Regions from separate parts of the Homo sapiens genome. Here region 2 is linked to region 1. The links are chromatin loops, found by intact Hi-C in ENCODE. Cell type or tissue: natural killer cell. All regions are shown on one strand. Links, peaks and the distances in the headings refer to the core of each region. The heading gives the core; the rest is flanking DNA. Region 1 overlaps COLGALT2 (collagen beta(1-O)galactosyltransferase 2). Region 2 overlaps C1orf21 (chromosome 1 open reading frame 21).

Region 1 (7,741 bases), core at 1,061-6,060:
GGGTCACATTCAGAGCAATCCTGGGCCACATGTGGCCTGCGGGCCATGGTTGAACAAGCTTGCATTAGTATATGCATTTTGTTCATGAGCAAACATAGAATGCCTGTAATGTATGCGTCTTCTCTGAAGGTACTAGGGATTCAAAACATTTTATGATCAATTCTCTGTTTTCAGGTATGTATGATTTAATAGGAGAAACAGACAGATGTTAAAAAAACACTAACAACACAGTATAGCATTTTGAGAAAGGAGAAAATATCAAAGAAATAGGAATTTGGGATAGAGAGAGATTGCTATGGCCTGTGTGATCCAGGAGAGCCTCAAGTCCTAATCGTTCTTAGGCTAAGCTTGGGTACAAGTGTAAAATTTAAACAAGAAGAGTGGTATGGTGAGGACACTACAGGCAGAGGAAACAGACCAAGAAAAGACGAAGTATTCTCATGCTGAAGGAGAGCTGACTTAAAACAGTAGGCAGAAATAAAGTTCGAGAGGGTGGAGTGGCTTCATTGTTGTAGTCCTTGAATTCTTCTTCAGCTAAAGAAGAATTCCTATCTTAAGGAGCCAATGAAGGTGTTAGAAGAGATAATCAGGCTGTAAGGATTTATTCAACACATACTGTACCCCGCAGATTGTTCAAGATGCTGGGCATAAAGCAGTGAACAAAACAGGCAGAAGCCCTGCCATCAGGGAACTTATATTCTAACACAGAGAGTTAGACAATAGACAATATATCTGGGAAGCAGCCATATGAATATTTGGGTGAAGAATGTCTCAAGTGGAAAGAACAGCACATGTAAAGACTGTTAGACAGGAAAAGCTTGGGGGTGTTCCAGGGACAAAAGGCCAGCATGATTGGGGCATAAAGAATGAGTTGGGTCAAGGGAGATGAAGTAATGGAAGAAGAAATGTCCAGATCACACCGAACATTCTGGCCATGGTAAGGAATTTAGATTTTACTCCAAGAGTAATGGGAATCCGTGGAAGATGGGGTGGGGCAGAGGGGGCATGGCCTGAAGTGACTTGTGCATTTAGAAGGATCATTTGGGCTGTGGTGAGGATACTAGATTGTAGGGGACCAGTACCTCTCTCCTGGTGGGACATGATGGTGATTGGGATGTGAGCTCTAGCAAGGAGTTGATGAGAAACAGACAGGTTGAGGATATATTTTGGTGGTGGAGCAACAGGACTTACAGAGACCTGAATGCAGTCCATGAAGGAAAGAAAGGAATCAAGATGAGTCCAAGATTTTAGCCTGATATGCCATTTACTGAGATGGGAAAGACTTTATAGAAAAAGACTGGGGGTTGGGGAGCTAGTTTTGGTCACGTAAGTTTAAGATATTTAATAGGCATCTAAATAGAAAGGCAGAAGATAGTTGGATATATAAGTCTGGAGTTCAGGGAAGAAACTCCAGCTAGAGACAGATATTTGAGAATCATCAGCATCAGAAGGATATTTGAAGCTGTGGAACAGTCTGAACTCATGTAGTAAAAGAACACAGGATGAGAAGAGGACAGATCCCTGGGGAAGACAAAACAGCCAGAGAGCTAGGAGGAAAAATTGAGAAGTGTTTCAAGACGGAGCCAAGATGCTGCTGAGAAGCCAAGGAAAATAAGGATAAAGAATTGGTCATTGGTTCTGTCAAGAGAGAGGTCTGTGATGACCTTGACATGGGCCACTTCAGTGCAATGATGAGAACACAAATCCATTCAAGTGGACTGAAGAGAAGCCAATGGGGAGATGAGAAAGCTGAATCTTGATGGGATGGGGAAATGGAGAAATCCGATGGAGGCTGTTGGGGGTAAGAGGTCAAGGGAAAGGTTTTTCTGGTTAGGTTGTTTGTACTGTTTTTTTAAAAAAATAGAAATATAACAGTATGTTTTATGCCAGTCACAAGGATCCAGTATATAAGGAGATCTTGATGATGTAAAAGAGAAGGTAATTATAAGGTGAAAACAAGAGGGTTTTTGTCCTGGGTTGCAGCCCAGAACAATATTGCAGAGGCTATACTAGATAGAAACTTCATCTACTGTGGCAGATGGGATGGCAGAATGTATTGATACACATGCAGTTTGGTTTGTGGACTTGAGGTGGATTGAAAAGGTAGATCTAATTTGATTTTGAATATTTTCTTTCTGAAGTATATAGGCCAGTCAGTCATGAGCTAGACAGAGATTTTGGAGATTTTAGGAGAGAGAAGACAAAAGATACAATCTCTCAAAGAGTGGGAAAATAAATTTACTATGAAAGGACACTTACATCATTTGGTGGTGTCAAGTGCCAATTTGACATCTGTGATTGTAGCTTTGAAGTGACTCAGTCAACACAATTGTGTATGTTTCTCCCAGTAGTCCTCTTGGTGCTGAGTAAGTGGGCAATGGGTTTAACCAGGATTAGGGTTTTATCAGGCATCAGTGGACGAGAATTGAAAATCTTGTGAAGGGGATGGTCAGGGAATTTCTGAATTGTAGACTGGAGTTTTAGAAATCAGAGTTGAAGAATTTGAGTGAGGTGGGAGAAGGGTTATGACGACAATGACTAACACTTATTAAAAGCACTGTGCCCATCTCTTTTCATGTGATAACTCATTTAGTACATTAGAAGCTGCACAGAGAATTTGGGGATGTGCTGCCTTCGGGAGATGAATGACAGGAGGCCAGATCTTATAAAGATGTTAGATTTAAATGGTCTATAAAGCATGAGGAGATTACTCTTGCAAATTACAGCATAAGGTGATAGGAAGTCTCAGGTACCTGCTCTCAGTATTGACATTTTGAGACAACAGTACATCATGTAAAAATTATTAAGATAATTGGACTTGAAGTTATGTCTAAAACTGAGTTCCAGCTCTGCCAATCACTCAGTATTTGACCTTGGACAAGTCTACATCTGGCTTGGTCTCAGTTTCTTTATTTGTAAAAAAAAAAAAAAAAAAAAAACCACCACAAAAAAGTGAAGATAAAATTACATGGTGACTATGAAAACACCTAGCAACCTGTTAAGCCCTTAAATATAGTGTTGAGTGTGACTGTTACAGTTGAGAACAGAGCTGTGCGGCGGAAGATTATTTTGACAACAGTGAGCATGATTAATTAGAATAGGAAAGACTGAGAGCATGTAAGTGTTTGAAAAAAATCAAAAACAGCCCAGGCATAGTGGGTAAGGACCCAAGCTAGGCTGCAACAATGGAAGAAGTTCAGGAGAAATTATAGAGAAGAAGCGGTAGGATTTGATCCAAGTACAATCTATCATGTACTATTCCAGACATGACTGGGCTTAAATGAGCTACTCTGGACCCAGCCCAGTTGCCTGGTTGGCTAATACCAGTGGCCACCAAGGACTAGCTCTGGGGATGATGTGGAATGGGAATTAAGAGCTCCGGTAAAGGAGTAGGACCTAGGTTCAAATACCAGCTCTATCAGCTCTGTGATCTTGGGCAAGTTATTTAATGTTTGTTTCCTTGTCTATAAAAATAGAGACACTCATACATATCCCATGGTACATGTGAACATTAAATATATGTGATTATATATGTCAAGTATATATGTGACATATATATATATCACTCACAGAACTCTGGGTTCTGTGAGTGATAAGACCTCTGTAACAATGGCTGTAATTATTCACATTAGATCTTGAAACTATCCCGAAAGCAATGAAGCCCATTGTCCCAAGTGGCAGTACAGGGAAGGATTATTTCCAGGAAGGGATTTAATGAGAGACCAGATCAATTATGAAAGATGGAGTCAGAAATGACTACAAACAGAAGCCAGGATATACCTAACCTTCAAGTCTGTTGTCAGCAAAGATACATCCTTCTCCCCACAGACTAAGTTTCTTAGGTCTGACTCACTGTATCACTTCCTGTTTTCCTCTGTGGCTTACTGCTGCCTTCAGTGGCAAAACCCAAGCACACTTCTCTGATATTTTTGCTCAGTGATGACTTTCGGGAGCCAACCACTTGTGGCTTTTTTTTTGCAACACTTGTCCTGTGAATGCAATGACTGCCTATGTTTGATGGAAACAAAGTGGCTAAAAGCAGTCTCTTTGGCTGAAATGTTAAAGCCACACAGGCCATGTGAGTCCAAAGGAGACCAGCAGCCTAGAATGGGTAACTCAAAATATAACATCTTCCCAAGTCTCAGGCCCCAGGAGGGAGAGTGAGACAGCTCCTCAGACAATATCATGAACAGGAGGAAGCTGGTACATTAAGCTTCTTTCTCTTAAAAACCTAACCGTGTACCTGGTGGACCCTCCCTATTGATTTTAAAAGAAACTAATAAGGAGTGGAGTGGAGCAGAAAGGACCAGAATATTCTCGGCTGCTATTGGGAAGACAAAGACATGCACTGCATATGCACAGAAATATGACTGTAAGTGTCAAGTTTGAAGTAATGAGACCAGCTCTTGTGTTTGGCCTAAGAACTCTGTCTCACTACGTTCTAGAATTTCACATCATTCGCCAATAAGTAAAATTGGATGTCAGGATTTCTCTATAATATTTCAGTGAAGTTAAACAGATCATACCCTTTGGACAGTATCTCAGGATGGGCAAAGTTATGCTGGAATATAAAAATCTGATTGGCTTCATACAACAATGGCTTATTTCTTGCTATCCAAGTCTGCAGAGCAGGTGTCTTTCCTGGGAGCTGCCCTTCATGTGTTGATGCAATGTTCCAGGCTGCTTCCAATTCACATCTGCTATCCATATCCACACATGCCGCTATGAGCACAGTGGTGGGACCAAGGGCAGTGTCGGGGGAGCCCTTGGAGAGTGGAGCAGCAGCACCACACTATAAACTTTCCCCAGAAAGTCATATAGCCCTGAGTAACTTCAAGGGCAAGAGAGTGTATTCCTCTCCTGTGCCTGGAATAGAGGTGAACAGATACGTTACAGTAGTCATGGCCATTACCCATAGTTCTTTCAACAACCCAGTTACCAGCTATCATTTTAAATTTTCTTTGTATTATCCCTTTAAGGAAAATCAAATGAGGACTTTGAATTTGTATAATACTAAACATTCTTCGAGGACTTTGAATTTTTATAATACTAAACATTCTTCAAGGCCTTTTCAGGTTTCTTAACCAATATTACTTCCAAACTTTAAAATACATAGTTTGCAAAGGAAGCTTTTTTAGAGTATCAAATAAATAAAACTTTCATTATTGAAGAAGTAGTGTCACTCCCAGCTGGAATCTTCCCATTAGACATGGGCCAGCTCTCTGTGGTTAGATCCTGTTAAAGCAATGGACCTTTTGCGCACCCACACCTAAACCTGCCCAGGTGGGATAAAAATAGTCCCCCACTTTGACAATTTTAAATGCAGAGAAAAAAGTGTTTTTCAGTAAAAATTCTAGCCTATTTCTGAGCTCTTTCATCATGGGCCATAGTAAGTAATAGCTAAGAGTTGTTGAGCATTTACTGTGTTAAAGTGGTGAGTGCTTTGCACGCAGGTCTCATTTAAATTTTATAACACAGATACACTTCTATTATCCCAATTTTACACCAAAGAAATGAGCTTAAAGAGGTCCCCTAACTCTCCTACTCCTTCGCAAACCAAGGTTTGGACCCAGATCATCCGACTCTGGAGCCCTTCCTCTTAACCATTATCCTAAACTGCCTCCCAAATATTCTTGAAATAAGTCTTAAGGGAAGTGGAGCAAATGTTGCAATCTCCATATAATCAAATGCTCCTGAAACCAGTGCCCTGACCAGCAGGGTTCCTGTGTGGCTACTCAATCCTGGAGAACTGCTGCCATTGTCCCCTGCCCTGTATTTCCAAGTTATATTCCAACCCTAGAGATCAGGCATGCGGATGGAATTCTGATTTCTGACCCTTTCATTAACAAAGCACTCTGCATGTTTCTTGTGTCTTCCAGTTGACCGTCCTCCAATGGAACCCTCCCAGTATGTCTCAGTTGTCCCTAAATATCCAGACAAGATGGGATTTGATGAGGTAGGAAAGGTGTCTATATGTGTGTGCACATGCACGCGTGTGCAGGCTTGTGTGTTCATTTTGGAACACAAGCCTGAGCTTGCATCTGAGAGCCAGCAAGACTGGCTTGGCTGCTGAAATGGCTCTGAGGTCTTGGGAAAACTACTTGGTTTTTGTTGTTCTCAGTTTCCTTATCTTAAAAAAAGGAGTATCATGATAAATGTAGTTAATCATTTACTTAGAAAGAAATTACCATTTAGTAATGAAAGTGAATTTGATATTTTCTAGGAGCAGATATTGTGATATTTTTAATCAACCTTTTTATCAAAATTCAAGAGTAAGATACAGAGGATACATGTTTTAGATATGGAGGACTTTAATTTTATTCTGCCACATCTGAGCAAGTGGAAACTATTCTGGAACTTTCTGTGCTTTCTTTTATTTCTACTATTCTTCCATGGAAAAAGGTTAGAGAGCAGGGTTGAGAGGACAAAGAAAGAAAAAAAAACATATTTGTTCTAAAATTCTGCCTTTCAGCAGGCAAGAACTTCCTAATAATATTCTAAGGGTAGTATTTATTATTAAGTTTTAGTTGTATAAAGAATGAAGCAGAAATATTAAGAGGTTCCCCTCCTGGTAATATGCGTAACAGATACTTGGCAGGGATTGTGACTCCACATCACTGACTCTCTCATGGGTGTCCCCTGTAGCTGCTGAACAGTATTCAGAAGGAGCTTGGTGGTCTAGAAGCTAGGGCAGTGCCTCAGGAGTCCACAAACTGAGAACTCTTCCATGGACTCTGGATATGTAACAGATCAGGCTTCGAGCTTGGTGCTAATTGCCACTGATTAATCGAAGGAAGATGCCTTATTTATCACATGGTAACATATACATACATATATGTACATGTCCCCAGAGTACAGCCTTCTCAAAGGGATTTGACGCTAGAACTGGGAATTAAGATTTCTTCCGTAAGACTGATTTGGAGCTATACTTCAGGAAGGGGGAAAGAATATTTCATGATTATTAAGTGGGGAAGAGTTAACAGCTACTATGGTATTTCCACAAAGGGCAGAATGAGAAGAGATGAGCTGCATGTAGTAGAGAGGAATAAGACTCATTTGCAAATAGTTTTTAAAAATGATCAGGGCTATAGAGAAGGTTGTCCCACACCCACAGTGGACCAGCTTCCACATGTTACTGTAGCTTTCCTTCCCTACAGCTCTCTCTCGGTTCCCTAGGTGAAAGGACCCAAGTGTCCTTACATAGATTCATTTCTCCTCCTAAAAACATTCCTATGAGGACCAAACCAAAGCAAATAAAATAAGACAAAACCAGGATCTTCCAGTTCCGGTCTTCTTTGGGCAGGACACGGTGTAAGGACTGGGTCACTCCTAGAGCCCTTCAGGAGAAGGCCAACTCCATGAAGTGGCACAGGCTCGGAGACTCTACTTTCCTGAGTCTGAGGTTAGTCACCTCTCCGTATGGAACAGAGATAGCATGGTAGAAAAAGGGCTTTTCAGGGGCTTTTCAATCCTCCTCGGACTCTGTGACCTCACTGGTGGTGTCTGGGCTGCATTTGGCTCTGATGCTCTTTTCTCTGTTTACTGTTCACTAAGTGTGAGTGAGCCATCTGTGTTTTTACTTCGTGGCTACAGTTTTATTGCACTTGTCCTGGCAGGGACTGGAACTGGATTGTTATTTACTGAAAGTCTTCCCAGACTGGAGGTCTCTGTTTTTGGGGGCCTTTTTGGATTTATTTCTGTTGATTTTTTGTTCTGTTCTGTTTTTGTTCTCTTAGAGTGA
Region 2 (7,741 bases), core at 1,082-6,081, 530 kb before region 1:
TGAAGTAGGAATTTAACTGTTAATGATGTTCTTTTTATCCCAGCTAGCATCAAACAAATTTGCCTCAAGAAGGTAAAAAAAAAAAAAAAGCAAAAGCAAAAAACATTAATGTAGAATTTTGACCCTATTAATCCTTACAGCCCCATCTTAAAAATCTTTGCTTTCACAATTTTCAAATTTCATTTTTCATTCCATGTTGCTAAGCCTCAGACCATGGTCATTGCTCTAAAACATAAAAACTCTGCCTCCTGCAAGCCACCACTAAAGAGGAGCTTGTATTGGTACAAAATTCTACCTCCCACTGCTGCCCTTAACAGAGAAAACCACAGATACAATATGCTCTAATGAAGCTCATATTTAATCATTCCCCAATATCCCAAGCCCGCCCATATCTCATTATCTCCATTCATACCTCCCTAATCCAGACCACCAACATCTCTTGCTAGGACTACTGAGCAAGACTCTAACTGGTCAACTGCTTCACTCTCTTCCTATAGTCTATTCCCTACGTAGCAGTCAGACCTCATCACTCCCCTGCACTCAAAACCCTCTCCTGACTTCTATTACCTTTAGAACAGAAGCCAGTGTACAGAGCAGTACAGTCCGGCCCTGGACTGCCTCTGTGAGTTTGTCACCCATCACCCTACTGGCACAAGGGCATCAGGCTTCTTCCTGGAATCCACTAGCCAGCTCCCTCTCAGAAATTTGGCTTTGTTGTTTCTCTGCCTGAAACATTCTGTTCCCAGGTATTCTCATGGTTTGCTCAAAGGTCAGTTCCTCAGATAGACCTTCTCTGACAGATGACTCTGAAACAGCCATCCTGTCAACTCTCCATCCCCTTTTGTATTCTCATGACACTTTTCCCTGACAGTACATGTTTGTCTCTCTTTTTATTACCTTTATTACCTGCTAGAATGTGAGCCAAATGAGGGCAATCATTATCATATTACATGTTATATCTCTTAGTAAAATCCAGTTTATAGTATTTGCTCAACCAATAGTTCTTAAATGAATAACTTTAATTTTCAGAGTTCCATCAGAGTTAAAAGCACATTGTCTTTCATTTTAACATGCTGGCCATTTAACAATTGCATCATGGGAAACAAGGCAAGAAACAAAGGAGGAAAGCTGCACTCCAAACTCAAGATCTTATAAACACTTTCAGATAAAAAGACATCTCTTGAGTGACAGAAGGCAATGAAGACTAAAAGGTTAATGAAAAAATATTGTGTTAAACAGCTAACACAATAAATGCAAAAATACTTGGTGCCACATTAAAAATAAAATCCTATTTCATACATAATTTGACAATTTCTTCTTTGGTTATAGATCAAAATCAACAGTGACATTTATACAGTGAGGCATGCATATCTATAGCTGGAAGGGAATTTAAATGTAATTTAGCTTGTCTTGAATGTGGTTTTCAAATGAAAATCAAACGTAGTCTAAATAAAGATTTGTACTCGTGTGACTGTTTTGCAATTTGAAGGAATTAATTAGCTTCAAAGATGTGCTATTTAACATCATGATTTTTCACTTCACCCTTACTCTTTTACCTTCAATGCTTATAGCCATGTACATAAACTTTTAAAATTATTTTTAGATAAAATGTAAATGTACATTTATATTATAGCTTCCAGCACAGATTATTACTATGAAGAAAGCTGACTATAAACATTGTATTCCTCACGGCCTGTGTCCTCTCCAGCAGGCATCTTCCCCAGCTATGGCTGTTCCAACCAAGAAACTTTAATTATGTAACCTTTAAAAAACTGTCAAAGACCATTTTTATTCATAGTTTAAACATGTGTTGTGAGTTACATTTTAGAGAATTTTATATATACTTAATATTATAGCCACAGAAATATAATCCTTTAGAATCTGACTTTCTGTAAATTTTTACTTCTTCTTGCCCTATTATAGTCTGGCTGGACCAACAGAGTACAGCTATATAAGTTAATAAACAAAACCACACTCTCAGAGTGATCAGATCATAGTACAGTAGCTCTTGAGAAAATCAGCAACCTGGGAAATTAAATGTTCTCCTTTTGGCCTAGATTTTGTTTATAACTGTCTTCTATTAGATATTTCATTATCCTTTTCAAACAACAGGACCAATCTACCCTACCCTGACTTCTACCACAAACCTTTAAACAGAAAGCCAACAAATGGAATCCTTCACTGACTAGCAGCAGCTGCACAGCACCAATTTAAGCATCAGTGGATGAAAGATAAATTTACAAACCAGCCAGCCAAGGTGGAAGCAGAGATACAACTCCACACACTTCAAGCTTTCTCACCTTCAGGCTCATGGTAATGTTCTGAAGCTACAGAAGATATTGGTGATACTTCTTTCTAATTTTTCATTGAAAAAGTAAATATCACAATGCAATTAACAATTTGGTCAACTCTGGACCATAAAGCTTTTAATAGCTGAACACTACCACCACCACCATTTTTTTCTGAGAGCAATCAACAAAGCAATAATCATATATAATCTTGCCAATGGCTCCACTGCAGGAAAGAAACTGACACCACACAGTTGAGTGAATTGTCCATAGTGTGGGGAGCAGGTAAATAGAACCTTTGAACATTAGCACTCAACACTCCCATAGCAATCACACAGTTCCACCCACTCACTCCCAAGACGCAGAAACCAGAGCCCACAGAGGTCACCCTGTAGCATGGTTACTCTGTGGCAGAATCCAAATGTAACCAGGTTCTGCAGGCAAGTCAATGGCTTCTCTATAAACTGGGCTCACTGGGCTTTACAGCCACTTGTTTTTGTTTATGTGCTTGTTCTAATAAAACCTTACACAGCACATAGCTCACTGTGATCTCTAAGAGGAGTTATTTCTGTGAAGGTTTGCTTACAGTAGAAAATTTGAGAAAAACTGAGAAATTGAGATTAAAGTTACAAAGAATGAAGATGGCTCCGTTTCAAATTAGTCATTGTCAAACTCTGCATCATGCTTCTGATTCCTTCTCTTCCTAAGAGACTTTACGCCTCAGAATGAAGAGCAAGACAAGGCCCGTTAGCTAAAAATAAACTTGAGATATGGAATTATATCATAGTTATTTCCTATCTTTACTTTTGTTCTCATAGCTTAAGCAACCTCTTGGGTGCAGGGCTGAAAACAGGCAAAATGAAACCAAACCACTTAACCAGTGTCATGTGAGCTAGCAAAGCCCCGAAGGTCACTGTCATTGATGATTCATAGCCTGTGGCCCAGAACTTTGCTATAAGTAACCATAACGGTTACTGCTAAAAACAAAGGAAAAGGGCCGGGCACAGTGGCTCATGCCTGTAATCCCAGCACTTTGGGAGGCCAAGGTGGGCAGATTGCTTGAGCTCAGGAGTTCGAGAACAGCCTGGGCAATATGGTGAAAATCTGTTTCTACTAAAAATACAAAAAATTAGCTGGGCATGGGGGGCTTGCACCTGTAGTCCCAGCTATTTAGGAGGCTAAGGTGGGAGAATCACCTGAGCTTGGGAGGTTGAGGCTGCAATGAGCTGGGATCGTGCCATTGCACTCCAGCCTGGGCAACCAGAGTGAGACAGAACCTGTTTCAAAAAAAAAAAAAAGAAAGAAGGAAAGTACTACACACACTAATGATATCTGCAGGTAAATGAACTTTAAGGAAAAAGTTTTGCTTTTTCTGAATGAAGTTTTTATTCTTCTTATTAAAAAAAGCACTATGCTAAACTTTACTGTCATAAAGATGAAAATGTGCTGTTTATGAGAGAATAATCCAGAGAACTTTCTAAATAAAGTTCACTGATTATTTATACAGCACTTTTTGTGTGCCAGGCATTATTTTAAGTGTTTTATTACTTATTAATTCATTTAATCCTCATAGCATCTTATGAGGTAGGTTCCAATTTTACAAATGAGGAACCTATCAGTTTGGTTCCCAAATTAATATGATTAGCCACTATACCTTGCTCCACAAGTTCTTTCTCAATGTCACCACCTACATAGTTATAAAATGCTTTTTTTTTTTCACAAAACTTCTTTAGAAAAAGGGATGTAGAATATTTGGAAAATATAAAAGAAGTACAAAAACTAACTAGTAATCAGCACCACCCAGAGATAATCATTACTAACCCTTCCTGGTAAACGGTCTCATCTACATAAGGCCATGTTCTGGCATTATTACTCAGGGTTCATAATCATCTAACCTGAGGTGAGGCTGAACACTTAGACAGCTTAAGGAATTAGCATCAAATTTTCTGTTTTCTAAATCTTCACCTAACTGCCAATCCCTAACATGATTCTTACATTGTCTATGTGAGCTTTTAAGTGTCTTGAAAAAAAATCCAGAGTAAAATTTTCAAATATTTAAGACTCCTGCCGTTAATGTGAGATTCTCTAAAGTTATGTCTCCACCAGTTGGTTAAAGTTTCCCAGTCTCCCCTGCTATATTGTATGTGTGGTGTACCTCTAAGCCTTTGTTCTCACTGACTCTCAGCCTAAACCTCCTGCTCTGTCTCACTTAGTTCCTTTGGCTGGTATTCATATTTTAAGACTCAGCTGAGGCTTTAATCATCCTCTTTACAAGTCTTCCCCCACTCCTTGGAAAAAGAGACCTTTTGCCTTATCACCCTATGGTACTGACATTTTCTGTCAAGATGTCCATCTATTGCATCTTTACCAGTTCCTTAAAGGCAGGGACCAGGTTTAACCCGTCTTTACAGCCTCCGTGCCTAGCACAGCACCTAATTCATGCAAGGTAGTCAACGAGTGCTTCTTAGGATGAAGTGAAATGCTAGGTTTTAAATGAAACCAACAAGTGCCAGTCATCAGACTCCATCTGTATGCCTGGGCTAACATTTCTATCAGTCAGATCCCTGTTGCCCTGGGGCTATTTCCAGTGATAGTGCTTTCTCCTCTGGGATAGATTTCACCATTGCCCTGAAAACACAACTAAAGGCCTTCTGGAGATGGAAACATTTGAATTATATTTATCAAAATAAACAGTTGTAGTGAATGATAAATGTTAAACATAAAAGATTCAAGACACACAGAAAAATACAAAGAAGAAATTAAGAATCACCTGAAACTTCACAATAAAGAGACTGCCATCGTAAAAGTTTTGGTGAATGGCCTTTCAAACACTTCTTTTATGCACTCACACAGAATTTTACATATATTTTAAACAAGTAAAATTTACAAACAAGATATGCTGCATAAAATCCCTTTACTAATTTCACTTAATAATCTGTCACAAACCTTTTGCCATATCAATAAATATAGAATACCTTGATCTCTAATGGCTCTATTCCATGCATGTTTCATCAGTGAGAAAGACCCTTGAACACACAGGTTTGCACACTTGTCCAATTACGTTCCTAAGATAAATTCCTAGCACTGGGTCTCCTGGGGCAAAGGGCATGCTCATTTACATTTTTGATATATGTTACTATTTTGTGCCCCAGAAAAATTGTTCTGCGTTGACATTCTCCATTATAGCATGAGACAGATGCCACCTGTTCCTGCCCAATCTGAAGGGTAAAAAATGTTTTGTTTTGCTTTGGGTTTTTTTGCTGGTTTGTTTTTTTGGTTTATTTTATTACTGAGAAGTAGAATATCTTTCTGTACTCTTTTGTCCCTTTATATTTTTTCTCTTTTGAATTGCCTGGCCATGAACTTTGTCCATTTTTCAATTGGTATGTTAGTTCTTTCCTTACAGATTTTGAAGGGTCTTTTTCTATTAGTCATATTAACTTCAGTTGTATTGCAAATATTATTCTCAGTTTGACATTTGTCTTTTGACTTAGTTTATGGTAGTTTACTTTTTGCCAATCAAAATTTTAGATTTTATATAATCACAGTTTATCACAAACTTTTTCTTTTGGTATTGGGTTTTGTAGCATTAAGAGAAAGACATTTTGCAACCTAAGATTATAAATATACTCACTTGCGTTTTTTGTAGTACTTTTACAGTTTCTTTTCTTTTCTTTTTCTTGAGACAGAGTCTCGCTCTGTCGCCCAGGCTGGAGTGCAGTGGCATGATCTTGGCTCACTGCAACCTCCGCCTCCTGGGTTCAAGCAATTCTCCCGCCTCAGCCTCCCAAGTAGCTGGGACTACAGGCGCACGCTGCCACATCTGGCTAATTTTTTGTATTTTAGTAGAGACAGGATTTCACCGTGTTGCCCAGGCTGGTTGCGAACTCCTGAGCTCAGGCAACCTGCTCGCCTCGGCCTCCCAAAGTGCTGGGATTATAGGCGTGAGCCACTGTGCCCAGCCTACAGTTTCTTATTTGACAGTTAAATTTTTAGATTAATCTGAAAAATTCTAATATGAAGAGATAAATTGGGGGATTTCATTTTTAATATTATAATCACAAATAACAGAATATCTTCAAAGAATAAAATGTGAATTGAAATGGTACCCAATTAATTGGTATATCTTTTTATTTCAGCTGCTTATGGATGCATTTATCCCATTACAATCACTGGGGCATCATCTGTGTCTGCTGCCTCTAGCCCTCTCATGGTGCTTTACTCCTTACTTCTACCAACATCTCACTCTGCATGATAAACAAGACACACACACTCATGTATAGATTTATGGTTGATAAGCAAAAAATGTATTTGTTAACCTCTATGGTGGGATTTCTTTTAAACTACACTTTGAAAGAAATGAGGCATAATATTATATTCATCATTCCTGAATCATGCATGTCCTTTGGTCTTTTCATTTAAAAGACAAATATTCACGTATACATCTTACACAGTACAGAAACTGGTCTAGGTCAAACCAGAGAAAGAACAAACCATAGGAACACACATATCTTAAAATCTAAAAGAGATAAGTATTACATGGACAATTGATCATCTTTTAAGTTTAGAGAATTATACATCTACAAATAAACTGATGACGCATTCTCCTCCAGCGTAATCAGAGGAAACCAAGCAACCATTTTCAGAAATGCAAACTGCATAGGTCAGAGGTCTGCGCAACTGCAGGCTGCTAATATGATGATGAGCATACTAACTCAGTGCTTATCATGTGCCAAGTACTATGCTAAGATTTACAAATATTAATACATTTTAGTCTCACAACAGCCCTATGAAGGCAGGCAAGTACTAGTTTTATTCCCCACACTACACAGATGGGAAAACCCAGGCAAAAAGAGCCTCAAAAATTTGCCAAGACTACATGTTAGTGAGTAGCCGAGCCAGGATCTGAAAACAATCTGCCAGATTTTCAGTCTGTGTGCTTACCATAACATTGTATTTCAGTTCCACGGAAAATAGCCCTAATGACCATATTAGAATCTCCAGACATCCTCATTTAAAAACTGAGTCTGACCTCAAGTGGCCAGTTAACAATGACTTCTCAAAGACTTCTGAGCAAATGTTGGTTTGGACTTAATATCAATGTGTTATTCCCAAGGAGGAATCTCCCTTAGTCGAGTCAGCATCTGCCATTGTAGCCACCGTCCCACTTCTTAAGTGAACTGGGGTAGTTTTTAACTTCAGTTTCCCCTTCTATCAAGTAGGGATAATCATGATAATAATTACGTTTGAAAAAGCCTCATACACCGTAAAGCACAAATCCAAGTTGTAACGGTTCAGGGGCAAAATAACCAGTCACATGTAAAGTTCCAAGTGCAGAAGGCAGGAGCTGTACTAGTCTCTACGGAGGACAGCCAGGGCCTAATGAGGCCCAGGGGCCAGGTAGGGGCTGCCTGGAGAGGTGCTCATAGCAAGGCAGGTCCCTTCAGTCACAC

What was found. Peaks named below come from ENCODE experiments on the same cell type or tissue, not always from the same donor. Only the 100,000 strongest peaks of a DNase experiment are listed, where the experiment ranks them.
Region 2: a loop joins it to region 1, with 20 times the contacts of the local background. A loop is called at or near these places in 1 of 110 quality-filtered maps.

Annotation. Positions count from the first base shown.
Region 1 is chr1:183,952,977-183,960,717 of GRCh38, reverse strand. COLGALT2 (collagen beta(1-O)galactosyltransferase 2) reads left to right here. Exons shown (of 12, transcript NM_015101.4): 7 at 5,880-5,956. Among named protein-coding and RNA genes, the nearest start is that of COLGALT2, 81 kb to the left of the region's middle. RefSeq lists a silencer at 4,722-4,886. In natural killer cell, for the core only: no CTCF peak of the experiment used is centred there; a DNase peak (open chromatin) is centred at 3,877; H3K27ac peaks cover 2,837 bases.
Region 2 is chr1:184,487,194-184,494,934 of GRCh38, reverse strand. All of the region lies in intron 2 of C1orf21 (chromosome 1 open reading frame 21), which reads right to left. Among named protein-coding and RNA genes, the nearest start is that of C1orf21, 100 kb to the right of the region's middle. In natural killer cell, for the core only: no CTCF peak of the experiment used is centred there; a DNase peak (open chromatin) is centred at 3,174; H3K4me3 peaks cover 523 bases; H3K27ac peaks cover 2,850 bases.